Regions from separate parts of the Homo sapiens genome. Here region 2 is linked to region 1. A link is a loop called in an ENCODE intact Hi-C map of the cell type or tissue named here. Cell type or tissue: heart right ventricle. All regions are shown on one strand. Links, peaks and the distances in the headings refer to the core of each region. The heading gives the core; the rest is flanking DNA.

The links. Peaks named below come from ENCODE experiments on the same cell type or tissue, not always from the same donor. Only the 100,000 strongest peaks of a DNase experiment are listed, where the experiment ranks them.
Region 2: it touches region 1 in a loop (3-fold over the local background); 74 of 110 quality-filtered maps call a loop at or near these places.

What each region holds. Positions count from the first base shown.
Region 1 is chr3:194,309,558-194,325,639 of GRCh38, forward strand. LINC00887 (long intergenic non-protein coding RNA 887) reads right to left here and starts at 3,247. Exons shown (of 3, transcript NR_024480.1): 1 at 3,044-3,247. RefSeq lists silencers at 5,957-6,296, 11,183-11,477 and enhancers at 6,001-6,501, 6,367-6,416, 11,183-11,477, 12,646-13,845. In heart right ventricle, for the core only: a CTCF peak has its summit at 6,289 (motif pointing left); DNase peaks (open chromatin) are centred at 4,234 and 6,194; H3K4me3 peaks cover 978 bases; H3K27ac peaks cover 756 bases; H3K27me3 peaks cover 5,202 bases.
Region 2 is chr3:194,120,334-194,136,415 of GRCh38, forward strand. HES1 (hes family bHLH transcription factor 1) reads left to right here and starts at 15,815. Exons shown (of 4, transcript NM_005524.4): 1 at 15,815-16,082. The coding sequence starts at 16,048. It overlaps LOC102724877, which reads left to right. Exons shown (of 6, transcript XR_002959666.2): 6 at 2,490-3,141. RefSeq lists silencers at 13,893-14,172, 14,243-14,782 and enhancers at 15,773-16,082, 15,782-15,941. In heart right ventricle, for the core only: a CTCF peak has its summit at 8,062 (motif pointing right); no DNase peak of the experiment used is centred there; H3K27ac peaks cover 367 bases; H3K27me3 peaks cover 2,278 bases.

The DNA of each region.
Region 1 (16,082 bases), core at 3,123-11,122:
AGATAACTATTTTAATAATCTTACTGAATGTATTTTCTTTGTTGTAAGGCATGCAATTTTTTTTTCTTTTTTAGAAAACACAAGCTATCAATGATCTTAGTGTAAAATAAGTGCAGGATCCTGCACTCAGAGGGAAAGCCAATTGCATACAGAATGATGATTCCCTATAAACAAAAATTCCTGAATAAGATTAAGAGGGTCATAGTGGGCCACAAGCTGACAGTGCAACAGTAACCCTGTGCAGGGAAGCGGGTGGTCCCTAAGAGACCAGGCTTCTGAGTGTATGCTATCTTATTTCAGCCCTCCATGAAGCTTCGTGGTTTAGCTTTACAATGGCCCCTAGAGAAGATCTTACTAAGAGCTGTAGAAAAAGGTTGCGTTGTGCTTAACTGCAATCCTTTCACATGTGAGAGCAAGCTAACATACATCCGTTAGACACCTACTGTTTTCAGAATCCTGCCAGAGGAGCAGTAGGTCTTTTTCCTCAGTGGTTTTCTCCCACCCACAGTCACCAGTGTAGATAGAAGCCCTTGGAACCACGTTCCGCAGCAGCACAACAGGTGGGGCTTGGGAAGACAGTGCATCTCCTGCTAGCCAGGCTGCCCAGACCCTGGGGTGAGTGTCCAAGTAGGTCTTGGACTACCCTCTTCCCCCAGCTTTTAGAAAATTCTCACCCAATTGGACTGCTGTGAGGGGGACCTGATCTGAACCCTCAAACTCCTGCTCTGCAAAGCCTAGATCAGACAGAGGCCCAGCCTCAAAAGCACCTCACTGTTCAGGCCACACAGGCAAGCTCCCGGAAGCTGGGCATGGAGCACTGCCACACGGTATGGTCCTAATTCTCCTGTCTCATCCTCCGCAGCCTTTGCTCCTGGAGCGGCTGTGTTGGGTGTTCTGGCACCAGTGGCCACACGAGCCATGCTGGCCCCTTTCCCTGACATTTTTTAAATATAAATTTTTAAATGTGTCTTTGAGATGAAAGCAGGAATGCCAAAAGTAGGCCGACGCTTTCTTGTGTTCAATTACAGCCCTGGGGAGTACCCCACACAAGGAACTGCTCAGAGCTCCAGCCAAGATGAAATCTGCTTTTCCAATAAGCACTTCAAATGGCAGGGGATGTTGTTGGCTGGCTTCAGCAACTGGGAGGCCAACAGTTAATAGGGCTGGGCACAGAGGCAGGGCTGCCCGCCATCAGGGGAAATCTGAAGCTGCCTTTCACAGCAGCTTTCACCGCAACTGAAGTTACAAGACACTTTTCTGGCTCCCCCAAGCCAGTGGCATGAACCCACCTTTGGACTTCATTGAAAAGAACTTCCAAGATTTAATCTTCCAAGATTAAAGATTTTGATATCCAATGTATGGAGAATTAATTACTCTCTATACAGTTTTTCTTCATTATTTTCTCAGGCCAAATTCCTTTACAGTAAGTGTTAGGCATGTCCAAATTATTTTATTGGACTGGAATTTTGTTGGTTTGAATATAGGCCATGCCAGAAATGCTGATAAAATGAAATGAGGATACTGATGGTGGTGGTGAGGATGGATGGATGGATGCGTGGATCGATGGATAGATGGATGGATGGATGCATGCATGGATGGATGGATGGATGGATGCATGGATGGATGGATGCATGGATGGATGGATGGATGCATGCATGGAAGAATGGATGGATAGATGGATGGATGGATGGATGGATAGATGGATGCATGGATGGATGCATGGATGGATGGATGGATGCATGGATAGATGGATGGATACATAGATTGGCTGGTAGTAGAAGTAGTGGCAGTGTTATAAGCTAAGTAGGGAAAGGTCTAACAGCTCCATTTCCCAAACCTGGAAGCTGAAATTCCACAAAGCAAATGACTGGCCCAAGCTTACCACAGGTGAGCCTGACGTAGAACCCAAGCCTTCTAAGTTATGCACTCCTCAAGACACCAACTTGTACTTCAGTAATCTGTGTCACGCTGTGACTGCATATCCATGTCCTGCCCTGGCACAGAGCTTTCCAGACTCAGTCACAGTCATAGGTGCATTTTGCCTGGTTTAGTTACTAAGTATTGGCCAATTATCAAGTCATGAAGGGAATCGTCACCAGGACTCGGGATTCCAGCTTCATTCTTGAATCCCTAAAGCCATTCCTGGATTTGAACACATATTTCCTGACCCGTTAGGTAGAAGAAGAAGCACCAGGGTAAACAGCAGCGATTTCCAAATTGCGGTGTGGATAAAGGATTTGTTAAAATACGTATTCCTGGGCCTCATTTCCCTGCCAGGTTCTGAATGAGGAGGTCTGAAGCAGGTGCAGGAAATACAGGTTCAATAGCAAAACACTTAACCTCTTTGAAGTCTCAGTCCAAATGTCACCTGTGTAAGGTTTATCCTGACCACTCTATCTAAAATTGCAACACACATACAACCTCGTCACTCCCCAGCACCTCACCCTGCTCTCCTTTTCCCCCTAGTGCTCTCACCTGTTAGATATTGACTTGTTTCTTTTTAATTTTTTTTTTTTTGAGACAGGGTCTCTCTCTGTCGCCCAGGCTGGAGTGCAGTGGCACAATTACGGCTCACTGCAGTGTCAACCTCCTGGGCTAAGACAATCCTCCTACCTCAGGCTCTCAAGCAGTTGGGGCTACAGGTGCACCACCACACTCAGCTAATTTTTGTATATTTTGGTAGAGATGTGGTTTCACCATGTTGCCCAGGCTGGTCTCGAACTCCTGGGCTCAAGTGATCCTTCCACCTCAGACTCCCAAAGTGTTGGGATTACAAGCATGAGCCACAGCACCCGGCTGACTTATTGCTTATACTTGTTTGTTCTTGGCCTCCTTTGGCCAGGACCTGTCTTCCTCATTGCTGAATCCCATGAGCCTGGAGCCATGCCTAGGTCAGTAACTCCCTGTTGAAAACAACAGAGACTGAAGGAAGAAGTAACTATAATTAATGCAGGTGGTTCGAGATGCACACTTGGAGAAACACTGCTCCAAGAGCATGAAGTTGGCACCAGCCTGACGGGGGTTGGGTCCCAGCTCTACCCACCTGCTGTGTGACTTCAGACAATTTCAGCCTCCTGCGCATCAGTTCTCTCTCATCTGTGAAATGGAGACAATCCTTCTATCTTAGGGCTGCAACACAAGGATCCAGTAATATAACCAGGCACAGAGCAGGACGCTGCAGCGATACTCCCTCCCTTATCTTCTGGGTGGAATTTTGCAAGCAACGGTGTCTGAGCAGAAAATGAATCTGAAGCCTCCCAGGGGGGAGGGAGCACATTCTGTTTCTCATCAGGCGGAGAGGCGGGGAGGAAGAGTGAATGGAGGTCACCCATCGAGGGGAGTGTATAAGTCATCCCTGCCGGCTACCTCTGCAGCTCACAGGACACACGTTCACCTCCCTCCCTCCCTCCTTCCCTTCCCACCAGCAGAAATGAACAAGCAGTTTCTCTGAGTAAACAGATGATAAATCACTGGCTAGAATCAGTACTCCCGCCAAAGCAGCATCATTGGAGATCTCAGGCAGAGCAAGCGCACGTGCTTGGGGACTGCAATTTGGGTTTAGAGGCAGCCCTGCCAGGCCTGCACACTGCCGGGTGAGCATTCCTCCCCAAACAGCCCAGCCCGCTTCCCCGGGGCTCTTGGAGTAAGTCCCGCAGACTCTTGCCAGCCCCACCTGGAAGGACTTAAGCTCCAGCGTGGGGGATGCGGGTGAGATGGGAACGAGGATTTCCTGACAGCGATCCTGGAATGGGTGACTGAGCTTATAGACTTTTTCTCTGAGTTTTATGAAGCAGATAGGATTTGGAGGTAAAGAGACAAAATAAAAAATGTCTACACACACACACACACACACACACACACACACACACACACACACACAAAGACAAACACATTATACACCCCAAAGAGAGGAAAAGAGAACAGCCCCTGCAGAGGGGGATCAGGGCATCTGTCCACATGGATGTCAGGACAGTGGCGGGGACACACAATCCAGAGTCCAGAGCCCACGTCCAAGCTCCAGCTCCACCACTCACTGTCCAGTGACCTTGGACCAGTCTCTCTCCCAGCCTCCTCTCGGGGTTTCTTCCTCTTGAAGCACGAGCATGCATCCCTGATGCTCCCTGAGCTGATGTTTCATGGGTCTCTGATTTCCAGTTGGGCCCTGGCCAGGCGCATTGCGGAGGCAGTAGGGAAACTTGCCCAAATGTGTGGCCACCCCAATCTTCTTGGCCAGCCCCCAGCCCCAGCTGAGATCCAATTCAAAGCTTGGACCTTTACTTTCAGAGTCTACGATGGAAGGAGCAGGATTCGTACTGACGTCCCACACCTTTTTCCTGGCTTTCTGTCCCCGGTGGAGGCTCTGTGCCTGGCAGGCTAAACGCCCTCTGAGCTCTTAGAGGCAGTTTCCACCCTCAGCCCCTGCCCCAGCTGTGACAGCCTCAGGGTCAGGCTGAGCCCTGGAACCGTATCTGCTCATCTGGATTCAAGGAGAGACTACTGTTCTTCAAAGTAACCCCACTCCCGGTGGAACCCAGCCGCCACTCCCACAGGGCTGTCCAAAGTATCCCACTAGAGACCCCAGCAGGAGCTTCTGAGGAATTAGCGTGGAAAGGGATCTGCCAGGGTCTGGTTGTGTGACCTTGAGCAAGTCCCTTACCCTCTCTGGGTCTCAATTTCCCCACCTGGCTGGGCTGGCTCTGTGCCATCTGCCCAATGCCCTGTCTGGCCGCTGGCAGCCTCTCCCTCCCTGGGGCTGTAGGGAATGCTCCCCTCACTGGCCAGCCAGGGGTGGGGTTCAAATGGGGGAAGCCAGGAGCAACCCTTGCAGTCAGGGCTCCAGGCAGGAATCAGAAGAGAAGCCTCCGCCTCTTCTCCCCAGCAACATCTCTTCCCATCTTAGAATTATGGGCTGGCAAAGCCAGGGAGGCTATCAGGCATCATCCAAACCATTATGTACATGGCCTTCCTCCAAATGAAATCTCACACAAATATCAGATTGGAGGTTTGGGAATGGGGATAAGGGGATGGGCAGAGATGAAATATGGCGTGGAACATTTATGATAAAGACAGCTCTGGGCCAGGCACGGGGTGGTTCACACCTGTAATCCCAGCATTTTGGGAAGCCAAAGCAGGAGGATTGCTTGAGACCAGCCTGGGCTACACAGTGGGACTCCGTCTCTACAAAAAATAAAAAAAAATTAGCTGGGCGTGGTGGCGCATGCCTGTAATTCCAGCCTCTCAGGAGGCTGAGGTGGGACAATCGCTTGAGCCTGGGAGGTCAAGGATGCAGTGAGCTGCGGTCACGCCACTGCACTTCCAGCCTGGGTGACAGAGCAAGACCCTGTCTCAAAAAAAAAAAAAAAAAAAAAAAGACAGTTCTGGCGTCCTGGTTGGGGAAACTCCTCCAGCCATGGAAGACCCTTCCAGCCAGCTGGGGCAGCTAGACAAGACAGCGTTGCTCTACTCGGCTGAGTTCTCCTCTCCAGAATCAACTCCCATCGCTGCTTAAAGGGAGTAATGTGGCTGTGGGGGACAGAACACTAGAGTTTCATCAGCAACCTCGTCACCCCCAACATACAAAACGCTCCTTACAAACGCAGTCCTATCTGTGCTGCTAAAGAAGGCAATCCCCCCTTCACCATCCCATCTCTTCCACTTCTGTGCATGAGAACGCATAGGCAGGAAGTATCTGATCCACACGGCTCAGATGAGAGAAAAAGGAGGAGCAGGAACAGGAAAGGAACTGAGCAGAGGAGAGACCCAGAAAGGGAAAGGTGAGAGGTGGTTCTTGCGGCTGACTTGGCAAAGCCCCAGGCCTGTGGGATTTTCCGGGACCCTCCGTGTTCTGAAAAGGCAGGGGAGGGGCAGAGAACAGCCAGGGAAGATGGAAAAGGAAACTGGTGTCCTGCCGGGTGGAAATGGGGGAGAAACTCTCGCGTGAGTGTCATCAGAGCAGCATGAGCAAGGGCTCGGTCCCAGAGGTGAGCCCGGCGTTCTGCCTGGAGGGGGCGGGCAGCAGGGCTGGCCAGGGTGAAGCAACCTGTGCCGAGCGGCTGCAAAGGCCGCGTCTCCCCAGCACGGAGCACATCACTGACGTCAAGCGCGGCGAGGCCGCGGCCAGCATTAATTAGGTGCCGATGCACGGGGGCGGGCCGGCCTGGGCCAGAAGCCGCTCCCGGAGGCTCCGACCCCCGGGGCTTCGCGCCGCCTCCCAGCCCGGAGCTCCTCCAGCCGCTGGCGAGAGGAGGCTGAACCGCAGCCGGCCTCCCAGCGGTGCCACAGCGCGCCCTAGTGGCCGTCGTCCGGAAAGCGCCGTCAGAAGAATCGCAGGCTCGCAGCCTGGGAGCCCCGCAGCCCTCATCTTCTGTCCGCCCTAAGGCTCATTGACTTCACATTAGAATCACTTGGGGAGACTGTAAAAATCCCGATGCCCGGGAGGCACCTATTCCGATTACATTAGAACCCCGACAAGCGGGCCCCAGGCCCCAGTATTTTTAAAAACTCTCTCGGTGCTTCCTATGCACCGCCCAGTTTAGAAGCTGTTGTCTTAAAGCAGTGGTTCTCAGAATTGAGCTCATGGGAGTCGCCTGGAGGGCTTGTTACATCACATATTGCTGGGCGCTACCCCAGAGTTTCTGACCCAATACTTCTGTAGCTTGGCCCTACTCGCTCTTACAAGGTTCCCAGGTGATGCCGATGCTGCCGCTCCGGGATCACACCTGGAGACCTAGTGCCAAACCCTCCTAATCAAGGCACCGACTCAGCCGGCACCGCGGGATCACCAGGGAGCTTGTTAGAAATGCAGGTTTAGAGACCCCGCCTCAGAACCATTGAGAGAGAATCTACATATTTTATTTTGCTTTTTATTGACCCATAATTGTACGTATTTCTGGGGTACAATGTGATGTTTTGATACATGTATGCATTGTGTAAAAATCAAATCAAGGTATTTAGCCTATCCATCATCTCATCTTTGCTAAAGAAATTGTAAATCTTTTCTACCTACTTTGCAATGTACAATACGGTACTGTTAACCACAGTCACCTTGCTGTGCCATAGAACACAAGAACTTCCTCCTCGCTGCAACTTTGTACTTGTTGACCAATCTTTCCCCATCCAACCCTGCTCCCAGCCTCTGGTAACCACTCTTCCACTCTCTCCTGCTAGAATCTTCATTTTCTCTAGACGCAGGTGATTCACCCAACATTAAGGTTTGAAAGTATTGCTCTAAACACCATTTGTGCAGGCCTTACACAATCAGGCTATGTTGACAGCTTGGAAGACCACTTCACATCCCCCACCCGGCCCCAAACCTGATCTCTGGATCAGAGAGCTGGATAGAATGTCCCAGATTATCTGATCCAATTCTTTTGCAGGACAGATGAGGGAAACTGAGGCCCAGAGAAGGGGATGAACTTGCCCAAGCTCCCTGGGTTCTAGGGTGGCCTGTCATCCTGGGTACCTCAAAGCTCATATGGTCATAAACAACCCCCTTCCTCCCCAGGAGGCAGCATGTGAGTTCTGCTCTTGATCCACCTATCAGGCGGCACGCACTCCAGGGGGGCTGTGGCGGCCCGGGCTCCATCCCGGCTGCTTGGGAGGGCACTGAAGCAGTGAGCAGAGACACAGGACATCGCATCAGAGAACATGGTACAAGGAAACCTGTGCAAGATGTTTAGGTTTGAAAGCTAGGTGTCAGCCACTGGGCCTCCATGCTGAGATTCATACTCCCATCTTGTTCATGATTATTCTGAATTCTCAGGGAAAATAGACAGGTCAGAAGCCTATCTTAGGGACACCGAAGCAAATCTGTACACACTAAGCATTCTGTCCCAACAGTGGGCTGGATGGCCACCTTCAGCCGCAGCTTATGGTGGGTTTCTGTCTTTTCGTCCTGTTACTTGGCTGGAGTTGAATGGCCAATGAAGTTGGGCATGAGTATGTGGACCCCAAGTTGTGCTGCCCTCGTAGACAAGTTAAATGAGCTAATGGTAAGCGCTGTCTATGGCCATTGTGTTAGTATATTTGTGCATTGCTATAAGGAAATGCCTGAGGCTGGTAATTTATAAGGAAACAAGGTTTAATTGGCTCACAATTCTGCAGACTGTTCAAGAAGCATGGCGTCAGCATCTGGTCCTGGTAAGAACCTTGGGAAGCTTCCACTCATGGTGAAAGGTGGAAGGCAAAAGGGGAGCAGGCACATCACATGGCAAGAGTAGGAGCAAGGGGTTGGGGGAGGTCCCAGACTCTTTTAAACAACCAGATCTCACATGAACTAACTGACCAAGAACTCACTTATCACCAAGGGGTGTGCTTAACCATTCACGAGGGGCCTTCCCCCATGATCCACTCACCTCCTACCAGGCCCCACCCCCAAAATGGGAATCACCTTTCAACATGATAATCGAAGGGGACAAATATCCAAACCACGTTATTCCCCGCCCAGGACCCAAATATCATGTCTTTTTCACATTTCAAAATACAATCATGCCTTTGCAATAGTCCCCCTAAGTCTTAACTTGTTCCAGAATTAATCCAAAAGTCCAAGTCTCATCTGAGACCCAAGGCATGTTCCTTCCACCTATATGCCTGTAAAATCAAAACAAGTTATTTACTTCCAAGATACAATGGTGGCACAGGCATTGGGTAGATATTCCCATTCTAAAAGGGAGAAATTGACCCAAAGGAAGGGGCTACCAGACCCACCCAAGTCTGAAACCCATTGGGGCAGTCATTAAACCTTAAAGCTCCAAAATGATCCTTGATCCCATGTCCTGCATCCTGGGTGCACTGGTTCAAGGGATGGGCCCCCAAGGCCTTGAGCAGCACTGCCCCTGTGGCTTTTCTGGGTCTAGCCCTGTGGCTGCTCTCATGGGTTGGAGTTGAGTGCCTGTGGCTTTTCCATGCTCAGTATGCAAGCTGTCAGTGGCTCTATCATTCTGGGGTCTGGAGGACATCAGCCACCTTCCCACAGCTCCACTAGGCAGTGTCCTGGTGGGGGGTCTGTGTGGGGGATCCAACCCCCATTTCCCCTCCACACTGCCCTAGTAGAGTTTCTCTGGTGGGGGCTCCACCCCTGCAGCAGGCTTCTGCCTGGGCAGCCACCTTAGGCTTGCTGATTCATCCTCTGAAATTTAGGTGGAAGTTGCCAAGCCTCCTTCACACTTACATTCTGTGTGCCTGCAGGCTTAACACCAAGTGGAAACTGCCAAGGCTTATGGCAGCTTGCGTTCTCCAAAGCAGCAACTGGAGCTGTACCTGGGCCTGGGGTCTTTTGAGCCAGCAGAGATGTGGCAAGCAGTGTCCTGAGGCTGAACTGGACAACAGTGCCCCATACCTGGCCCCTGAACCCATTCTTTCCTCCTAGGCCCCTGAGCATGAGATGGGAAGAGCTATCTCCAAGACCTCTGAAATGCCTTTGAGAACTTTTCCCCATTGTATTGGATATTAGCATTTGGCTCCCTTTTAGTCATGCTAATGTCTCTAGCAAATGATTGCTACACTGGCTGCTTGGATTCCGCTCCTGAAAATGCTTCTTCTTTCCCTGCTGCATGGCTAGGCTACGAACTTTTATGCCCTGCTTCCTTTCATGTATAAGTTCCAACTTTAAGTCATTTCTTTACACCCATATCTGATCGTAGGCTGTTAGAAGCAGCCACGTCACTTCTTGATACTTAGAAATTTCTTCTGCCAGCTGCCACCAAATAAGTTCAACCTTCCACAAACCCCTAGGACATGAACACAATCCATCCAGGCTCTTTGCTAGGGAATAACACAGGTGATCTTTGCTTCAGCTCCCAATAACTTTCTCATTTCCATCTGAGACTTTGTCAGCTTGGACTTCACTGTCCATATCTCTATCAGCATTTTTGTCACAACCATAGATGTTCCAGACGTTCCCTCATCTTCCTGTCTTCTTCTGAGCTCTCCAGTCTCTTCCACCCTCTGCCCGTTACTCAGTTCCACATCTTTAGGTATTTTTATGGCGATACTCTATTCACTATACCAATTTTCTGTGTTAGTCCGTTTGTGCATTGCTATTAAAAATGCCTGAGACTGGGAAATTTATAAAGAAAAGAGGTTTAATTGGGTCACAATTCTGCAGGCTGTAAAAGAAGCATGGTGCCAGCATCTGGTTCTGCTAAAGACCTCAGGAAGCTTCCACTCATGGTGGAAGAAGAAAGGGGAGCAGGCACATCACATGGTGAGAGTGGGAGCAAGAGAGAGAGAAAGGGGAGGTCCCAGATGCTTAAACAACGAGATCTCACATGAACTAACTGAGCAAGAACTCATATCACCAAGAGGATGGTGCTAACCTACTCTTAAGGGATCTTCCCCCATGATCCACTCACCTCCCAGCAGGCCCCACTTCCAACACTGGGAATCACATTGCAACATGAGATTTGGAGAGGACAAAAATCCAAGCCATATCAGCCATTATTCATGCGGGCAGTCTGGGACACACAGAGACCCATAATAGCCTGTTGTGGGCACAGCATTTAGAGTCCAGATGGAGAAACTAGACAAACACATGAATAAGGGACAGAGAAATAGATATCACAAGACTGACGAGGTTTCAATGCCACGGAGGCAGTGATGACACTTGGAGCAGGCAGACACTGGAGAAATGCATGGCCATGGGTCAGGAAAACCAGAGCAGGCTTCCTGGAGGTGGTGTGGCTATCCCAGCCTAGATATGATGGAGCTTGGACATGAACCCTGGCCTGCCCGAATTTGGACCTCATACTCCTAACCACTCCTTTACCCTGTCCTCAAAGAGGGCAGGAGTGAGACCCGCCCCATGGCCCATCTGAGATCTGTAAACAGGATGTCTGGCTGGAAAAGAGGGTTCCCACGGAGACAGCCAAGGTTGAAAAGGTTGAAAAGGGCCAGGAGGGAGGGTGTTGAAGTTAAGGTTGATGAGCTCAGGCTTTATCCAGGATCCCGCAGAAAAGCCATCTGTGTTGTGATGCAGGAGTCAGACACTGATGGAAGTTTCAGGAAGACAGAATCTTTGTAGAGGCCAGCACATGGCTGGTGTGCAAAACCAGCCCTGGGGCCTGTGATGCAAGCATCATGAATGCTCTTTATATGGTTATAGCATTTTGCAGGGCTGGATTTTAACATTCTGAATTCATTTCCATTCATTCCCAAAAAGCTCTGGGAAATGACTAACTTTTAATTATTAAGTAAAAACGGGGTGCGTATTTGTTTTCCTGCTGTGGGTCTTGGTCTTTTACATTCTCTGCTACACCACTCTGTTATCAACTTTACAGAAAACAAAGAAACTGGAATTAAACATTAACCAGGATCATTGAGAATGTCACAGAAATGCACAGCCCTGGGGTTAGGACAGGGGAGGCCCCTCATTCTCTGGTTGGCTGTTCAAACAGAAAAGGAGCCTGGGAGCACGCCCCGTCTCCAAGGGACTGGGGTCGGGGGTGAGGTGATTTCAAGGTGCACTTTCCACTCCAGTCAACATTTCCTGAGTTCCTGTGTGAGGGCTGGCCTCGGTGCTAGGAATCTGGGTACACGAGGGCTGAGACAGGGTCCCAGTCCTGGAGACATTCACATCGCCTGTGAGAAGGGCCCTCACAGAGGCAGGGACAGACGGCCAAGGAAAGCAGAATGGGTAGTGATGTGTTTCATCCTAGAGGACGCAGCAATTGCTGTAGGTCTTAAAGAATCAAAAGAATCAATAGACTTTTTACTAGTAAAAAAGAGAGGGCCAACTGGGCATGGTGGCTCACACCTGTAATCCCAGCACCTTGGGAGGCTGAGGTGGGCGGATCAATTGAGGTCAGGAGTTTGAAACCAGCTGGGCCAACATGGTGAAACCCCATCTCTACTAAAAATACAAAAATTAGTTGAGCATAGTGGTGGGCACCTGTAATCCCAGTTACTCAGAGGCTGAGGCAAGAGAATTGCTTGAACCTGGGATGCAGAGGTTGCAGGGAGCTGAGATCAAGCCACTGCACTCCAACCTGGGCAACAGAGGGAGACTTCATCTCAGAAAAAAAAAAGAGGGGGAGGCAGTTCAGGCAGAGGGAACAGCATGAACGAGCAGGCAGAGGACCTGCTGCCATCCTCCTAGAAGGAAATATATCACCAGGGGTCCAGCACAACAGGAAGCCCACTAGTATTGCAAACAGAGGGAATTTAATCCAGGGGACTGGCTGCATAGATATAGGTGGTACAAAAACTGACAAGGCAAAGCAGACAGCGAGCAGACCAGTGTGCAGGGTGTGTTTGGGAAGTGACTGGTAGCCTGGTAATGGGGTGTGGGGTGTACAGCGGGGGGAGGGGTGTGTAGAGGATGGCACAGGGCTGGAAGGCAGCTTGGGAGCAGAGTGGAAAGGCTGGTCCTACGGTGCATGCTTGATTTGCAAAGTTACAGAGCCTCGTCTAAAGCATGGCCTGGTGGGCTTGAGCAGCCGTGGGAGGGTGGGCTGCTGGGCTGGCCTTGGTGGGAGGCTGCTGGGGTTGACCAGGGCAGGACTCGCCCAAGGCTGCTGCCAGAGAGGAGAGGTGGGGTGGGCTCAGAGACATTCCCAAGGCTCAGTCTTCTGGCTCAGTGACGAATTGAGTGGGGGGAGGGACGTCAACAAGTCTGAACACTCTGACCCGGTGCCATCCTCCTAGAAGGAAGTGTATCAGCCAGGGGCCCGGCCCATCAGGAACCATGCTAGTATTTCCAACAGAGGGAGTTTAATCCAGGGGACTGGTTGCATCGGTGGTATAAAAACTGAGAAGGCAAACGAGATGGTGAGCAGCCCCGAGGTGAGCAATGGGAGGACGGCGCTGCACCATTTGGAGCAGGAGGGACAGAAAAGGGAAGCAGGTGGAGCCCGGAGGCCGGGAGCTGCCCACCAGGCAGAAGCCACAGCAGACCTGCGCAGTGGGAACTGGCGCCGGGGAGGCGCAAGCCCTGCTAGAGATGCTTCCTAGAGCAGGGACCCAGGGGAGGAAATGCCCCGGCGTCTCCCCTCCGCCCACCCTCTCCTCACCTGCTATTGGCCAAACCTACCTGGAGCAAGGGACCTGGGGAGCGTAACCCTGAGATACAAGCCAGCCCGAGAAGAATGGGCATGTGTGTGGGAGCAGCGGGCCGACAGGAGCACAGGAACACCAGAGGAAGCAGCTGCGGAGAAGAGACCGTGCGTCCTGATCTGAAGATGGGAAGCGAGAGGTCCCTCCAGGAAGGAATGTCTAGTTTGCAGCAGCATAGAGAGTAGGATGGCTGGGGAGGTAGATGTGGCAGGCGCGACTGTAGCTCTCTGTCTCAGGTTTTCTCAACCCAGGGAAAAGCTGATTAATGCCTGAGTCACTCTGTCCGCGAGCTGAGCCTCCTGGGTGGGGCAGGGCAAGGTGGTATCGGGTGATTCGGGGATGTGCCAGCCTCAGGGAGGGGAGAGAGGATAGTGTGCGGGAAACAGAGCTGGCCTGGAGAGGCTGTCACGCCCACAGCATCACCCCAGTTCTGACGGCAAAGCTGTGTGACTTTGAGCAAGTGAATGATGCGCTCTGGGCTTCGATTTCCTCGTCATCACCAACCCCTGCCTCCAGCACAAGCTGCTCCACACCAGGCAACCGCCTGTAGTTGCCCAAACTCTGTGCTTCCTCAACACCCAGGCCTGCAGTAGACGCCACCCCCGACCTGGAATCTCCTTCCCCATTCCCACACGTCTTACTTTCTCCAGTCTTTCAGATTCAGTCCTAGCAGACTCCCAGCACTTTGGGAGGCCGAGGCGGGCAGATCACGAGGCCAAGAGATTGAGACCATCCTGGCCAACGTGGTGAAACCCTGTCTCTACTAAAAACTCAAAAATTAGCCGGGCGTGGTGGCGCACGCCTGTAGTCCCAGCTGCTCAGGAGGCTGAGGCAGGAGAATCGCTTGAATCCAGGAGGCGGAGGTTACAGTGAGCCGAGATCGCGCCACTGTACTCCAGCCTGGGGACAGAGTGAGATTCCATCTCAAAAAACATAAATAAATAAAAAATAAACCCCCCCCCACACACAGCAAAAACAAATCACAAAGACAAAAACGAAATCCCTTCAATGCCCATTTCCTGAATCAACTGCATCCCCCAGGAACTGCTTTGGGATTTTACTTATTATTTGGGATTATTTGTGCTCATTTCCCCTGTACCAAAAGTCAGAATCAAGTTAGCTGCGCTGTGTCTCTGTCACAAATGTCTGCTTGTATAAATAGGAGGGGGTACAAGCATGTGTCCACACACGCACACACGCCTCTCTCCGGATAAAGAGGTCTCGGGGTGAGGATTCTGGAACCCGTCCTTCCACACCTACTGCGTCTGGTCACTGTCTCCGAGGCTGACATTCCTCACGCCGAGGGATGGGCAGGCAGAAGGCTGCAGGCAGTGCGCCAGCCAGGTCAGCTTACAGCGAGCTGTCAACCCAGTCACTGACGCCTCAGCGAGGCCATAAATAACAGCGGTGAAGCTGCAGCAGGCCACCCGGGCCTCCCCCAAACCACTCCTCTGCCATCAATCTCGCCTGATGACTGCTTGGCGTTCAGGCTTCCGCGTGACCCGACCACGGCCCCAAGCGTTCTTTGGGGCGCAGTGTCCCTTCCCAGGCACGGAGTGGGTCAGCCAGGAGCACACTGCCTCGCAAGGTCCCCGTGTCCTGCCAATGTACTTTCTGGATGCTGGAGGCAGGCTGAAAAAGACTCCCATCACTCAAAACCCCACCCCTCTCAAGACCGGCTCCAGAAAGCTGAGTTCCATCCCCGTTGTTGATCCGGTCATGGTGGACTCTGTACCAGAAACGATGCCACACAGCAACTGCTGCCCTCCGCCATGCAGCAGCGACTCACCCTGTGCCCAGGCTGCTCTTGTGTTCTTTGCAATGTGAGTGGGCAAAAGCCGACATATAAGGCAGCTCTTCCGCTCAGACTCCTTTTGTCCCGCCCTCAGCGGCAGGGACCTTATGTCCACGCCCTTGGTTCTGAGGCTCCAACTCTCACCACCCTAAAACATCCACCTAAAATCACAGACCACCACACATACACCCACACACCACATACACACACACCACACACACCATACACCCACACACCCGACACACAGACCACACACACACCACATACACACTACACACACACACCATACACACACACACCCGACACACAGACCACACACACACACATACACACTACACACACACACACACACACACCAGACACATACACCCACACACCACATACACACACACACACACACACACACCGACACACAGACTACACACACACCACATACACACACTACACACACACCACATACACACACACTACACATACAAAACACACCCGCCACACACACCACATACACACACACTACACACACCATACACACACACCACACACCACATACGCACACACACCACACACCCCACATAGACACACATACCATACACACACACCAGACACATGCACACCACACACACCACACACCACATACACACACTACACACACACCATACACACACCAGACACACACACCATACACCACACACATCACACACTACACACACACCAAACACATACACACACCACATACATACCACACACACATGCACACTCGCACACCACACACACACCACACAGATACACACCACACATACCACACAACACACACACATACACCCCCACACACATACACCACCACACCACACACATATACACCACACAGACCACATGCACCACACACACCATACACACATCACACACACACACCACACATACATACACCACATACACTACACACACCACACACACCACACGCACACTCACACACCACACCCCCCACATACTACACACACCACACATATTTACATGCACACACACACACACACACACACTTCCTCACTCACAAGCTCTCTCCTGAACTCTTGGGATTTGATTTCTGTAAAATGCTCACATGTCCCCACTCTACCAGCTAATGAGATAATTCCGTGATCTCATCAGCCTTCTAATAGGATTTTCATCACATCTCTCTGGATAAAAGCTATCTAAAGGCTCACCAAATGGTCCCTAGGCATTGCACTCTTTATCAGTACCC
Region 2 (16,082 bases), core at 3,426-11,425, 190 kb before region 1:
GAAGAGTTCCCATTAATAAGTGTTGAAGAAATGAGGGAAATTTGAAAAAATTCCCATTAGATCACCACAATAATAGTTGCTACAGGCAAGATCCTTTGATGGATTCTAAATTTAGTAGACAGAAGTATAAGCAGAAATAGACCATTTGCATAGTCTTGAAGTACTCTCCTCCACCCCCTACAAAAATATTTAGGAAATACAAAGGGAAAATTGTAACTTTACAGTGAACCATCCTTGCAGAAACCACTTCAACAAAGTGATCACGGTTAACATCAGCCATGAGATAAAGTGGCATCATGGAACCCCTGACATGACGCCTGGAAAGGGCACATTCTCTCTGTGATGTCCTTCCAATAATGCAGCTCCTCGACACAATCCTGAGAAGACACCAAACAAACACAAATGGAGGAGCAGGCTACAAAATAACTAACTAGTCCCCTAAACCGTCAGCAAGTGCAGGAGAGTAAGGACACGTGACTTCTAAATGCACTGTGGAATCCCAGATGGAATCCTACAACAGAAAAAAAGACTTGACTAGGAAAAAATGGTAAAATCCAAATCAAGTCTGCCATTTATAGTATTGTACCAAGATGATTCTCTTAATTTTGATGACTATTCCACGGTTGTGTAAGACTGACATAAGGGGAAGCGGGTTAGAGGGTATAAGAGAGTTCACTCTACTATTTTTGCAACTTCTCTGTAGATCTAAAATTACCTCAAAGCAAAACATTTTGAAAAAAAATCATCAGAGGTAACTGCAAATTTGTCAATCTTCTTTCACAGAACTTTATACTTCTCAGCAGAGAGGAGGGAAAATCAGTCTAGGAGATATCATTATTAAACTTGGAATTTGGAAGAAGGGTCTGCCAGTTAGTTGCTCAAGTAACAAACCTGGTGTCCTTTCCTTTTTTTTTTTTTTTTTTTAAAAAAAAAAGGTCTCACTCTGTCGCCCAGGCTGGAGTGCAGTGGCACAATCACAGCTCACTGCAGCCTTGACCTCCTAAGAACAAGTGATCCTCCCACCTCAGCCTCTCGGGACCACAGCTGAGCACCACCAGCTGGGACCACAGCTGGGCACCACCACACCCTGCTAATTCTTCATTTTTTTTGTAGAGATGGAGTTTCCCTATGTTGTCCAGGCTGCTCTCAAACTCCTGGGCTCAAGCCATCCTCCCGCCGTGGCCTCCCAAAGTGCTGGGACCACAGGCACGAGCCACCACAACCCACTCAGTGTCGTCTCTGGACCCCTCTTTCTCCATCATGGTCCAATCCAGTCACCAAGACTTGTCGGTTCTCTTAATCTCTTGAATCCCTCCTGCTCTCCTGCTCTCCAGCCCCACCAGCACCTCGGAGGCCGGCCTTTCTCTTCTCATCTGGGTTACTTCTGGAGCCTCCTCTGGAATAAGGGGAAAATAGTGAAACTCTAGAGAAGGGCGCTCTTTGCAGACCTGGAAAGGTTCTTCCTTGCAAATGAACGGCATGGAGTTACCTCAAAACCAGGGAGAGGGAAAACCAATGTACGTGACATGGAAACCAGGGTAAAAAAACTGCCTCAAACCTACCAACAAGTGAAAGGAAAAATCTACAAAACTCAAAAGCCCGTCTTGGTCATTCTACACAATCTTTATTCTGTGAGAGAAAGCAGTGGCCCCCACTCAGGATATCAAAGACTGAGGTCCCACGTTATCTCCAGGTTTTACTCAAAGAACTCTGCATATTTGGGTATTATTTTTATCTCTCCCTTTCGTTTATTGTCTCAGGGTAAACACTTGTGATTCATAAATGCCTTAAGAGTGAATCAGTATTCTCCTGTTCAAACCAATAGAGGCCACATCAAACAATAACCTACAAGGTATTATTAATCATTAAATAGGCATATATATGAGCACTCAGGCAAGGGAGCCATTTTTCTTCTCTTGTTTGTTTGTTTGAAGGAAATTAACAAAGTACAAACCTTGATTTTGACCTATTCAGAAAAAAAGCATTTTTTTAACCATTAAAAACTTAGTTAAATTCAAGGCTAAAAGGGCAAATATTTCACGTGGGAAAGTGCTCCTTCGTTCAGGAGACTTCCTTCAGCCATTAAACTATGGTCTGGACTTCAAACTGTAGTAGTTACTTTTTCCATAAGCACACACCATCAAAAAATGAACATTCTCAACCATGGCTGGTAGAAGCAAGAGTCCATTGTAGAATTTCTATGCCGCGGCCACACCTGGGTGCAAACTGACAGGTGGGCAAGCCCAGAGCACATCTGCTCTACGGAAGAAGAAGAAACCAAGTCATGTCAAATACACTGTAAGCACAGGCGTCACGGGACCTCCCTCTCCTTCTCCCTGCCCCTATACACACTAAGGGAGGTCCTCTAGCCTCAAAAATGGGGGTTCCTCCCTCTAAGGATGGTAGATCAATGGTATCACCCCTCACAGATATGGAGGTGCTAAAACATGAATGATTTTTCAATAATATTTCTTCTCCCTGTCCCTCAGGAAGCATCTCTGCTCACACCACGACTGAATGGACACGTGAATCTAGCACATACAGTCGGAGGCCCGCAGAACCGGGATGGTCATGTATCCCAGCCTATGCCAGTTGTCCCAGCATCAGTGTTACTAGCATTATCTTCCACTCTCAAAAGTGTTCCAGTTTGAACCCTAAATGATATGGTCACCTCCACAGAACTGGAGCAGGGAGGGTCTTGGGTGTTCATCTTTCCCACCAATCTTATCTCCTACAAGTGAGATGGGTGTCCAGGGAGGATCTGCCCAGGTTTATGCTTTTGATTTCCCCCTCCCTCTGCAGCCCTTCCCATGCCCTCCTGTCTCCGTGAGGGAGGGAGGACCACCCGCGCATCCTGCACGCCAGGCCCATATTGACGCCTGATGCTTTTGCCTCCATTCAGATCTCGTCTTTCTGTGAACCTGAGGCTCATTTCAATTTTTCAAGGCAGGACCACAACAAGCTCTGCATCTGCCTGCACACAAAGCCGAAATCACAGTGCTTGGGTGGTGGGGACCCTTTTCCCTGAAAAAGAAGAAGTCAGATCATTTCTTAAGGTCTCTCCCAGCCTTAGAACCTGTGATTCATAAGAAACTGGCTGAAGCTTTTGGTTTGTCAATATACTCATGAACCAATTTACCAGAGTGGTTGCCATCCATTTCTTTGAAAAAATTAGCACCTTGTGAATTTTCATTAGATGAATGAGAGTACCTATCTTACATATCAGAGATGTTTATTATATAGTAATAATAAAGGTAGCTAAGAACTTACATTGTATTTACAAAATGCCAGGCACTGTACTAAGCACATTACATATATTGGTCCTTATAACAATCCTATAAGGTAGGTACAATGAATACCTCCCCATTGAACAGGTAGGTAAATCAAGGTACAGAATTGTTATGTCACGCAGCTAGAATGCAAGCAAGTGGAACATGAACTCAGGCAGTCTGGCTCCGGAGTTGGCCTTTTCACCACCCTGCTATCCAGTTTCTCCAAATATCTATGTAAATATATGTTCAGCATTCCTAACCGAAATAATCAGCAGGCCAGTCAAATCTCAGCTGTAAAACACTTGAAGTTCACAGAGCAAGTCACTATTTACATCTAGGAGGGCATTTCACCTCCGCTTTATAGACCCCTTTACCGATATCACTCAGCATTGTAAAACAACAGGTGTGTTGAGGTGCTCTGTCAAAACAGGTGTTTCTGTGTGCTGTGTTTACACTTATTTAACCCAGGGTGTCTGGGCACAATTGCTATTTATTTCTTAGTTATACGGAATCTTCCACAGGGAGCTCGTATGAAAAGAGGTGTGAGGTGGGAAAAGAGGTGAGCAGCGGCCCTACCTCAGGACCTTTGGCTGGGCTTGTACACTACCCCGGCGACTGCTCACTGGACTCACCTGTCCCAGGCATCCTCCACACTTTCTTTTCCAGTCTTCCAGAAGGACCAGTGATCTGCCTACTGGCCTTTTTTCCCCTTCCATCTGCTTCCCAGCAGTGGAACCTGCCTGCTTAAATCTTACTTATTAACTATACATAGATATGGCAGACTGCGATTACAGTAGAATTGTTTGGGAGCTCAGTATCTTGCCTCTTCCCACGTACCTTACCCTGGGAATTGCTTTGTACTTGCATATTGCCATGTGGTGGTGTGTCTTTAATAACCATCAATAAAGATAGGCCTGGGAAAACACAGACAGCCACAGACTCCTCTAAATTCACCTGACTGCACAGAACAGAGCTGTCTGGAGAGGTATCCCGGCTACCCAGAGGTGGTCACCAGGAGTGGTCAAAGTAAACCCACCCCCTTTGATTCAGCAGCCAGAGAGAATTTAGAAGAATAGGCTCACCCTCTGAGGGTTCCTTGAATCCAATAAAACCTGTTCTTAAGTCTGAGTTCATTTATGGATTTATTCTCCAAATATTTGAGAGTGACGGTTCTGTGAAAAGTATTCGCCTAATACCACGAGGTGTTTCATAGCTTCTTTATCAGAAAAGCAATAGAGATCAAGGATGTGGGAAGGAAGGGGAATTTTTTTTTTGAGACAGGGTCTAGCTCTGTCATCTAGGCTGGAGTGCAGTGGCACGATCTTGGCTCACTGCAGCCTTCACCTCCCAGGTTCAAGTGATCCTCCCACCTCAGCTTCTCAAGTAGCTGGGACTACAGGCACATACCATCATGCCCAGCTAATTTTCGTATTTTTTTTGTGGAGAGATGGGATTTTGCCATGTTGCCTGGGCTGGCCTTGAAATCCTGGGCGCAAGTGATCCACCCACCTAGGCCTCCCAAAGTGCTGGGATTACAGGCGTGAGCCACCGCACCCAGCTGGGAAATTTTTATAATATAAGCCTGGGGTGTCACACTCTGCACAGATTAATAGCATTTGAATAGCAGGCAGGGATGGAAGTAATTGTCAAAATAGGTAGGTAATTTTGCCTTGCATGTAGTAGGTGCTCAAGAATATTTATCGAGTGGAATTAAGTTAAACAGACAATTAGAAATTGGATGGTCTTAGCCACTGACTATACTGTCTGTCATCAGTGCAGGTTCACTCAATACAAAGAAAATGAGCTGGGATTCTACCCCTCCATCCAGGTGACAGGTGGTGCTAGATGCCGAGTCTAGGTCTGCCCCAGGTGCCAGGGCTTTGAGGGCAGGGAAGGAGATGAATAGCCACCCATAACAAGGAGATCAAATACTTGAACTTGAGTACTGGGGTGCTTCCATGACTGTGAGAGCCTATTGAAATAAAGGTCACAGCTGGATACATGTATGATATATGCACAGCGTGGCAACCTCCTCCAGGAGCCAGCAACATGCTGGGACTTTATTAGGAGACCTCCCATCAGGTAAGGTGAGCCTGGCACACACCAGCACGCTGCAAGAGAACCCGCTCTCCCTGAGTCCTCTCAGATTTCAACCAAAGCTGGTCTGTGGAAGTCCAAGTCCGCAAAAGGACAGACTCCTTTTCCCTACTAAACATAATGTCAATACACCGAGTGAGGCTGAGGGAATCCAAAAATGAGCTCTGTCATGTAGACAGTTGCCCACAGTAGTTAAGGAACTATGGAGATTCATGCTCGGTCCTTTCTCTGAAGCTCTGAGGATTCAGTGTACTGCCTCACCCTTTGTTCTGAGCCACTGTCCCCCGACCTCCTGCCCTGGACCATCACCCCTAGACTGAGTAGCAGGGTATGGTCCCCCTAAGTCCGCAGTCCTGGTCATCATCTCCAAACAACCCACAACTTTTCCAGCCTATGGGATTACATATACATATATACACACACACACACACACACACACACATAATGTGTATATATATGTGTGTATATATATAAAATGTGTATATATACACACATATAAAAAGTGTGTGTGTGTATATATACATATATAATGTGTGTGTATATATACATATATAATGTATGTGTATATATACATACATACATATATATAAAAAAATTTTTTTTACTTTAATTTCCGGGATACATGTGCAGAACATGCAGGTTCGTTACACAGGTAGACACGTGCCATGGTGGTTTGCTGCACCTATCAACCCATTATCTAGGTTTTGAGCCTTGCATGTAGTAGGTATTTGTCCTATTGCTCTCCCTCCCCTTGCCCCCCACCCCCTGACAGGCCCCAGTGTGTGTGGTTCCCCTCCCTGCATCCATGTGTTCTCATTGTTCAACTCTCATTTATGAGTGAGAACATTCAGTGTTCGGTTTTCTGTTTCTGTGTTAGTTTGCAGAGAATGATGGTTTCCAGCTTCATCCATGTCCATGCAAAGGACATGATCTCAGCACACGTAGGTTTATTGCAGCACTATTCACAACAGCAAAGACTTGGAACCAACCCACGGCCCATCAACGATAGACTGGATAAAGAGAATGTGGCACATACACACCATGGTAGCCTACGGGATTGTATGTTACACCTATGGCAATACAAACAGCATGGCACGAACAACTAACTAGTAAAAAGCGATGCAGCTTCCAGAATTCCACACGGGCCCTCATTCTCAAACCTGGTCTTCTTTTCTGAGATCTTCCCAGAAAGCCTTTCTGCACTAAATGCTGAACTAGGCAGCTCGACCCTCCGTGCAGGGACGCCTGGGATCCTACTTCTCTGTGTCATTTCCGGAATCTGCTCAGTCATCCTTTTGCTAAGTGGGACTCCTTTCCCTCATGTCTCTCCCTTCTGATTTTCCTCCACAAGAAAAGGAACTTCCCTCATTTCCTCTTCCCGCAAAGATGCACCTGTCCTCCGGATTACTGACATTCTTTACCAGATTGACAGACATCTCTTTTGTCCTCTCTGTTCCAATTTCTGGAAATCTGATTCTTGTCCATGGCTCTCCTTAAGAAAGAAAAGTCAGTTCTCTCCTGGCCTGTAAGTTCCTTTCTCCACCCTTTCTCTCTAGAGGTACTATTTTCCAGAATTCCTGTCTATCCCATATCCGGAGTCCCCAACAGCCCACAGCCCAGCCAAATGTCTCCTGCATTGACCACATAAATCCAATCTCTCCCTTCCTGGGATGCCCATCAGAGCCCTTCCAGCCTAGACAATCTAGAACAAATGGCTGTGTATGAGGACCAAATGCTATGGTGGACGCGAAAGTGCCTCGTCAACTGTCAAGTAATACCATGTGGGTGACAGGTACCTTAGGAACCTCCCACTCTGTAGAAGAGACCAGAAGGGCCCAGTCATGCTAGAGCCCATCAGTCTTTTTTTTTTTTTTTTGAGACAGAGTCTCACTATGTTGTCCAGGCTGGAGTGCAGTGGTGCAATATCTCGGCTCACTGCAACCTCTGCCTCCTGGGTTCAAGTGATTCTCATGCCTCAGCCTCTGAGTAGCTGGGACTACAGGCACGTGTCACCATGCCCAGCTATTTTTTGTATTTTTGGTAGAGATGGGGTTTCACCATGTTGGCCAGGATGGTCTCAAACTCCTGGCCTTAAGTGATCCACCGGCCTCAGCCTCCCAAAGTGCCGGGATTACAGGCATGAGCAACCATACCCAGTCATATCATCTTGAGCTGCAGCTGCGGCAGCTGCCTGGACCATCTTCTCCTGTTCTCTATGCCTGACATCTAAAAGTAAAATATATATTTCATTTGCAAACATCATCTCTCAACCACTTGGAAGATCCATTATTTTTCTCACTTCTCCCTCTCCTAAGCGTGAAGCCGGCCAGCAGCACAGTGTCTTAGTGCTCCAGCCCCTTCTCTGTATTCCTACCATCATGTCTTCTCTGGTCCTGAGATAAAAGCGTAGCACCACCGGAGCATCAGTTCTGGAGCTAGAACTATTCCCTCTTCCAATCTTCCTTTCAGAGCACAAATCAGGGAAACACATTGGCAATTATAAGAAGAGAGGACATGTGGTTTGGCTTGGTTTGGTGGACTGAGAGGCAGCCTGCCTATCCTGGACAGATCCTGAAAGAGACTTCCTATGTCCTGGAGCTGAGAAATTAAGATCCCTTCTTTTTCAGAGAATATAGCGTGATGAGCAAATCTGAGAAAGGAGAATCACAGCACGGCAAACCTGGGACTGTGCTCTGTGACACTACCAAAATCACTCACCAGCAGATGGCTCAGTGTCTTAGCTATAAAATTCATGTTTGGTGGTAATGTTGGTCACTTGCTGTAGACAATATTTAAAAATGTTTTTCTCCTATAGAGAGATACAGTAAAGAGAGTTTCTAGACTGGCGGGCAGTTCTGGTTTTGCTACTCCCCCGCTGGGAGGCTGCTTGACCCTGTGCAAGTCGCTTCTTCCTGGGTTCAGTTTCCCTGTCCATGAAAGGAGTGGGCTGACTCGGTGACCTCTTAGGTACCTTCTCCCTTCTCTTCCAGCTTCCATCTTTCTATAATCTGTGAGATAATGCAAGAATGCTGATGATGATGATCGTAACGAAAAATATGTTGTGGCCGGGTGCAGTGGCTCATGCCTGTAATTCCAGCACTTTGGGAGGCCAAGGGGGGTGGGTCACCTGAGGTTGGGAGTTCGAGACCAGCCTGACCAACATGGGAAACCCCGTCTCTACTAAAAATACAAAATTAGCTGGGCATGGTGGCGCATGCCTGTAATCCCACCTACTCAGGAGGCTGAGGCAGGAGAATCGCTTGAACCCAGGAAGCAGAGGTTGCGGTGAGCCGAGACTGCACCATTGCACTCCAGCCTGGGCAACAAGAGTGAAACTCCATATCAAAGTATATATATATGTATATGTTGTATGGCCGGGTGTGGTGGCTTAGGCCGGGTGCAGTGACTCATGCCTGTAATTCCAGCGCTTTGGGAGGCCGAGGTGGACAGATCACTTCAGGTCAGGAGTTTGAGACCAGCCTGGCCAACATGGTGAAATCCCATTTCTACTAAAATCACAAAAATTAGCCAGGTGTGGTGGTGCATGCCTGTAGTCCCAGCTACTTGGGAGGCAGAGATGAGATAATCGCTTGAACCCGGGAAGCAGAGGCTGCAGTGAGCCTAGATTATGCCATTGCACTCCAGCCTGGATGACACAGTGAGACTCTGTTTCAAAAAAAGAAAAAAGAAAATATGTTGATTCATCCCAAATCACTTTCAGGTCCTAAGTTTTACCAAATGGTTTTTCTGGATAGCTCAGTTTTTCTGTTTTTGATTTTTGGAGAAATTTGGTCTGACGTTACCATTTGGGCAGCTTATCAGCAAGGCAAACACATGCATGCCCTGAGTTTAAAGGGGATGGGCTTCACCCCACATTCCAGAGGCTTCCTGAGGTCCCTGGGCCTGCCCCCATATGCCCCAGCCCCAGCATGGCTCTGACCCTTTCATGCACAAGGGTACAAGTTAGCATCCCTGTGATCCCTCAGGGATACCCTCCTTCATCCCTGGCCTTGCAGGCTCGCCTCACTGAAGCTCTGCTCAGAGGTTAGGAGGTTAGCTGGGAGCACATTTAGAGCCTGCCCACCGCCGCTGCTGTGGCTGGGCCAAACGTGTGATTTAAGCCATTCCAGGATGCCCCGCCCCCACCCTACTGGGAAAGGCTTTCTTGGCAACCATCCTCTTTCAGAGCCATTAGAAAAGTGCACATTCCCTTGGTTTCACTGGCTCCAAGCGAGTGTTGGGGGGTGGGGGGAGTATTACAGGCTGCCGTTAGCCAATGTTGAAAGCTTCTGTTTTCCACCCCCACCTCCAGTTTGCAGTGCAAGGTCCTAGCTTGGCCAGGAATCAACCAGGCATTTTGTTCAGAAGTAGCAACTCATTTTTATCAAAGATGGAATGCAGTTGCAGTTGTTTCTAATGCCTCTGCATGACAACCAGGGCTCTTGCTCCAAGCACTCCCGACTCCTCTTTTCCCCGCAGACACTTTGCTTTCTCACCTATCCCTTTCTACATCCAAAAATTGGATGCAGAGCTGCTCAAGTGCCTCAGAATTCAGGAGTCAAAAGTTGTAGCAATTCAAAGTAGCTTTATTGTGTCTATTTTAAATGCAGGCTTTGGTGATCACAACTCTATAAACCCAACCGAAAATTACCCAAGGACCACAGCAGTTGGTGTGGTGAAAACAGCTCCCAGCTGGCTTCTGCCCACCCTACACCCCCCACACACCCCCAGCCTTATGCTGCTGTGGGCAGCTGAGCAAGTCCCTTCCCTCCCTGGGGCTTAGAGTACCCACTAGTAAGCAGAGACTCCAGATCAGCTTTCCTTAACCTTTTTTGATTGCAAAGAGCTTTGCGATTCTGCTGAAAGCTGTGGACCCTCTTCTCAGGAGAAAGAAAACGTGATGCATCCATTTATGCATTTGGAAAATATTTATTAAGCTCCTGTTAAATATGCACATACAGACACACGTTGAAATTCCATTTCAGGGGCTTTATAGGTAAAAAAAAAAAAATCCTGGTTATGAATTCTGCGATCAGCACATACAGACTGCTATCTAGAAAGACTATGATACTGATTCTAGTAGAGGGTTCTCAAGCTACCAGTCAGCACATGCCAGAGAACGGGGGCAGCAAGGTGGTCATTACAAAGGTGACCTCTAGTTGCCCCCCCCTTCCCAGCACCCCCACCTGGCACGCGCCCCAGCAAACATGCATGCACAGCCGGCCTGGAATGTGCTGTTTCTGGGCACTGGGACTGCTGGAAGCTGGCTGCAGCCCTGGAGAGATGACAAACATGTCTTTTCTATCCTGGGCTTTATTTTTCTCACGGTCCCTGAAAGGGCTGTGATCAGGTGATATGTGTGGGACTGCTCCCTGTACAGGTGCAGAGCAGGTACCGAGGGGAGGAGAAAATCCACCGTGTGTGTACTTACTCAAAGCTCGTTCAATAGCCCTCCCAGGATAGCTCTTGGCAGGGCAGCTACCACGTCTCTGGCAGGCTGGAGGGAATCTGAGTGTGAGAAAGTCAGTCATGCGGAGGAAAAGGGAAAAAAAAAAGCTTCAAGTCCTCAGGCAAAATACCTTTTTTCTTCTTCTCTTGCTCTCTCCTTTCTGTAGCTTTAAACCAAACCCACAAACCACTCTGATACCTAGGGGACAAAGGGGAGTTTCACTAGAGATGCAGTTATTTGTTTTATGGTTTGAAAGCAAACAGGTGATGCGGTAAGACAGAGAAGTCGCCCTTCCGGGGCGGGGGTGGGGGGACGCTGTGGGTGGAGACAAGTGCGGGAGCCCCTGGTTGTATGTATTGGGCATGACACGGTGAGAACGATTCAGAACGATGCTGGTGTCACAGGGGGATCAAAGAAGTGACCTCCACTGATGAACTGGGCTCCATTTTCTCTTTGCTTTGGGAGTCGGGGGAAAAGGATGACTGAAAAATAAAGGCTGTTTCTATCTATCTAAGAGCATTCTTCCAGATGCAGATGCTTCTTCCTGAGTTTAGGAGCTTACTGTCCCATTTGAGAAGGGGTGGGGAGAGGACAACGTTGGTCCTATTTTCACTGCCTAGCATAAGGAAACTGAAAAGTCATCTGTGAGCCCATCTGCAAGAAACTCTTCTTGAATGGTTAGAGTGGAAAGCCAGAGAGTTCCTGGAATTTATTTTTATTTATTATTTATTTATTTTTGGTCCAGACACAAATTCATAATTTTTTTTGTTACTTGAGCCTCTGTCCCCCTATCTAAAAACGTGTGTGTGAAAGTTACTTGCCCATTCCACCAGTCCAAGCACTCCCAAAGTGGCAATAAACGAGTTGCTGATTAACTATTTGACCCACGAGGCTGCTTTAGCCCCTTCAGTGAGACCCTAACTTGACCATATTCCATTCCCCATGCACCTTCAGGGCACCAAATAAGAGTGGGGAACAGAATCAGATGAAAAAGTCTCTTAGAATGGGCAGGGAGTGGCATAACCCAGTAGTTAATGAGGGCCGACCAGCAGACAGCAGTCAATGTCATGGCAGAGCCTGGCAGAGCCTAGCAGAGCAGGCACTGGTTCTGAAAGATTTGGGGGGAACCTGGAAAGGGTTAACATGCTTCCCCGGGAAGGGTTTAGTTCCTCAGAAGAATCTGGGTCAGTGTATTTGGGAAGTTTTTAAAAAGTCAGACGCTCAGTAGAAGCATTTTAAGAAGCTTGCAAAGCTTATTGGGGCCATGGCAGAAAGGAGGGTAACTTCATAGGCTCATCACCTTTCACCAAGAGGATTTTCACCACACAGGAAAACCCTACGTTTTCCAAAAGCAACAGACAATTTTCTGTCATCACCACTTTTCCATCTGTTTAAAATAAGAAAGAAAATTCCTTCCCCTTTGGCCCAGGTTGCAGGTCAACAAAGGAGGCATTGTTCATCATTTCTTCAGAACATGACAGGGCACAGCTCACTCTGCAGTGTAAGAAAACATTTTTTAAAAAAAATCTCAGAGTAGCCTTAGGGGCAACAGTGAGTAAACCAAAGCCTTCGATGAGGGAAATGTTTGGTTGCAGACTGGAGGACTATCCTGGAAGGTGGAAATGAGGCTTAGGTTAATACGGTCAGAGCCATGATTCCTTAGTTAGACTCAGGAATTAAATCTGAGTTCCTGAGTTCCTGGTTGGGGGTTGGGAACACTGCATTAAAGGGTAGGCAGGTTTGAGTTGAACTCAGTTCCCAAGAGCGTGCGGTCAATGTCCAGAGGAGCTGGATGTAGACAGATGCCTCTGGGAGTCAGTCTGCACCTGCCTCCTAGGAACCTTCTTCACTGGCTTGAACTGCCTAACTGCCCTTTCTGCCTCCAAGCCCTGCAATCCACTCTCCCACTTTTGCCAGAGCCATCTTTCTAAAGGGAAACCCTGATGCCTCTTCTTTGCTCAAGAATGTTTCATGGCTCTCCACTGTCTAAAGATAAGGTCCAAAGTCCTTCAGCAAGATGTTTAAGGAGCTTGTGACATGGCCTCAAGCTGCCTCTTCCAGTCCCTCACATTCCCTAGGCTCCAGACCATGTTCCCTGAATAAAGTCTTCAAGTTCCAGGATCTTGGCCTTTAATACCATGGGTACCTGCATCCTCTCCAGCCCACGACTAAGCACATTCCCAATGCCCCAATCCTACCTATTTTTCAAGGTACACAGGCCAATCCCTCCAGGAAGTTTTCCAAGGTACCCCAACTTAAAAGTAACTTAATTCTCCTGAAACTCCATAGCATTTTACCTCTATCCAGACATACGTCTCTCTTGAACCTACGACTTCCCAGAGGAATTTACTGGGCCATCCGTAGATGTCAGCTGTACACGTTTATATGTATCTCTAGACTGTTAGCTTCCAGAGAGCAATAACGGTCTTACTCACTGCTGTAAACCCAGGTAGACCAGCAATACTGTTATCCATACAAGTATGGTTTCATATTTTGTTTCTGTCCTCCTGATCTCTCAAGCCACCACCTAACTCAGAAAAGAAAGGAAAAATAAAGGAATGTCCAGTCATCAATCAGAAAATCAGCGTCTGTCTGCCCCCGCAGTTTACTGTCAACTTCTAGCAGGCCGCCACTGTATCTCTCACCGTGGAAATCCCAGGGTTTAACACAGTGTCTGACACTGCGCGTGTGTTCCACAATGAAAGAGAGAGGGGGGCTTGCCCAAGGTCACCCAGAGTCAGGAACCACTGAATCTCATCCGGGACGAGATCTGGCGAAATCATTGACAACGTTATCTCAGTGGGGAGCTGGGAGGCCGGAAGGAATGAAGTGTCTGAGAACCGTGCGCCAGGCCTCCGGGACGCGGGAAGGGCTGAGGGGGCGGGAGGCCACATCAAACAAGACGCTGGGCTCCCGGGCTGCCCGGAGCCGCGAGCCGAGCTCCCAGGCGGCGGGAAGGGCGGAGGGGGGGTGGGGGCACGGGGGCCGGCGACCCGGGCAGGCGGGAGGGAGGCGGAGGAGGCGGCCGGCCGGCCCAGGCAGTGCGCGCCGCCCGCCCGGCTCGGCAAATCCCCCAGGGAGGCCGCCGCCAGAGCCCTGGCGCTCCCGGCCCGGCGCCCGCCACGTGGCACCCGGCGGCGGCGGCGGCGACTCCTCCCGGCGCGCGGCCCGGCCAGCAGGCAGCACGCAGCCGCCCGCGCCGCCCGCCTCCTCCCGGGCGCCCGCCGGCGGCCTCCCGGGCGTAGTGAGGGGGAGCGGCCCGGCCGCCCGGGACCCGGGGAAGGGGCGGGCGGCGCGAAGCCGCTTTAACCGCAGTCGCCGAGCGGAGGCAGGAGGCTGACCCGGCCGCTTCCTAAGTGCGGTCAGGCATCCCGTGACCGCGGCGGGCGCCCAGGGCCCCGCGGGGAGAGGGCGGGGGCGAGGAGCAAACTTGGAGGCCCCCACCTCGCCCCCGGGCTGTTGCGAATGCGGCTTTCGGCCGAGTGAAAACCCCAAGCCCGAAAGTGAGGGTGGGGAGGCGGGGGTTGGAAGAATTCCCCACTCTCCACCCCGGGTGTGCGCTCCCCGCCGGGAAGAGCTGACCTTGGCCTGGGGAGGCGGGGGTGGGGAGAGAGGGTAAGCGCCGGGGCTCGGCTCCCAGCCCGCCGCCCCCTCGGATTCCTGGCCCGGCGGGGCCGGAGGAGGGGGCCCCGGACACACACACACACACACCCCCCACACGCAGCGCGCGCCAATGAGCCCGGGCCAGGCGCAGGGGGCGGGGTTTTCCCAGGCTCGAGCACAGCAGCTGCTATTTACCTTCTTGGCTTCTCCCGGGGACCAGGAACCGGCCCCCGCTCTCCGCCGCCCGTCGCCGCCCCCCGCCTCCCTGCCCCCGGGGCGCGCGCACACACACTCACTCACACACGCACGCACACACACATCCTCCCGGCCCGGCCGCAGCCGCGGCGGCAATAAAACATCCTGGCACGTGCTCCGGCTCCAGGCGCGCCCACGCCGGCCGGCTGATGTCAAACTGCAGCTCGGCTGGTGTAGCTCTTAAAGGGCCCGCGGGCGCCGGGGGCCGAGGCCGCCCGCGGGGCGAGGAGGGAGAGGCTGCTTCCTTGCCCGCCACCTCAACGCGCCGCAGAACCTAAAGCCTACGGATGAAAAGGGAAAGGGTGGTGAAGGAGGGCGCGAGTCCCTGAGTCATTGCCCTCGGAGCCCCCCTTGTTCATTTTTTCATTTGAAATACCGTTTCCTTCCACCCAGTTGGAAATTATTCTGATTGTTTCCTGGGGAAGCCCGGGGTCTAAGGCCCCAAATCCAAACGAGGAATTTCTGAAAGACGGGGTGGGGGTGGGATTCAAGAACTACCTTGCTCCGAAAAACCTGCATTTGTGAGGTAGAAGGCAATTTTTCCTTTTTCTGCATGGAAACAGGAAAATTTTTTTGGCCCTTTTCCTTTACCATCTACTTTCACCCTCCTGAATGTAAAGTCTGAGCGGGAACTTTAGATGTGTCGGTAACTCACATTCTTACACCCGTCCCCCCCTCCCCCCGCCCCCTTTTAACCACTGCTGTTTTTTTCTTTATTGTTTATACCTTTAAAAAAAATATGTTTCAAATGAACTTACTACAGTCAAAGCAGCTCTGTTACATATGAGAGAGGGCATAAAGAGCAAAGACCCTGGCTCCAAAAGAAATAGACAAGATCAAGACCAAAGCGGAAAGAAAAAAAAAATCTCTAAACCAAAGCCCAGAGGGAGAGTAGCAAAGGGTTAAAATCCTTTTGATTGACGTTGTAGCCTCCGGTGCCCTGGGCTCAGGCGCGCGCCATTGGCCGCCAGACCTTGTGCCTGGCGGCCAATGGGGGGGCGCGGTCCACGAGCGGTGCCGCGTGTCTCCTCCTCCCATTGGCTGAAAGTTACTGTGGGAAAGAAAGTTTGGGAAGTTTCACACGAGCCGTTCGCGTGCAGTCCCAGATATATATAGAGGCCGCCAGGGCCTAGGGATCACACAGGATCCGGAGCTGGTGCTGATAACAGCGGAATCCCCCGTCTACCTCTCTCCTTGGTCCTGGAACAGCGCTACTGATCACCAAGTAGCCACAAAATATAATAAACCCTCAGCACTTGCTCAGTAGTTTTGTGAAAGTCTCAAGTAAAAGAGACACAAACAAAAAATTCTTTTTCGTGAAGAACTCCAAAAATAAAATTCTCTAGAGATAAAAAAAAAAAAAAAAGGAAAATGCCAGCTGATATAATGGAGAAAAATTCCTCGTC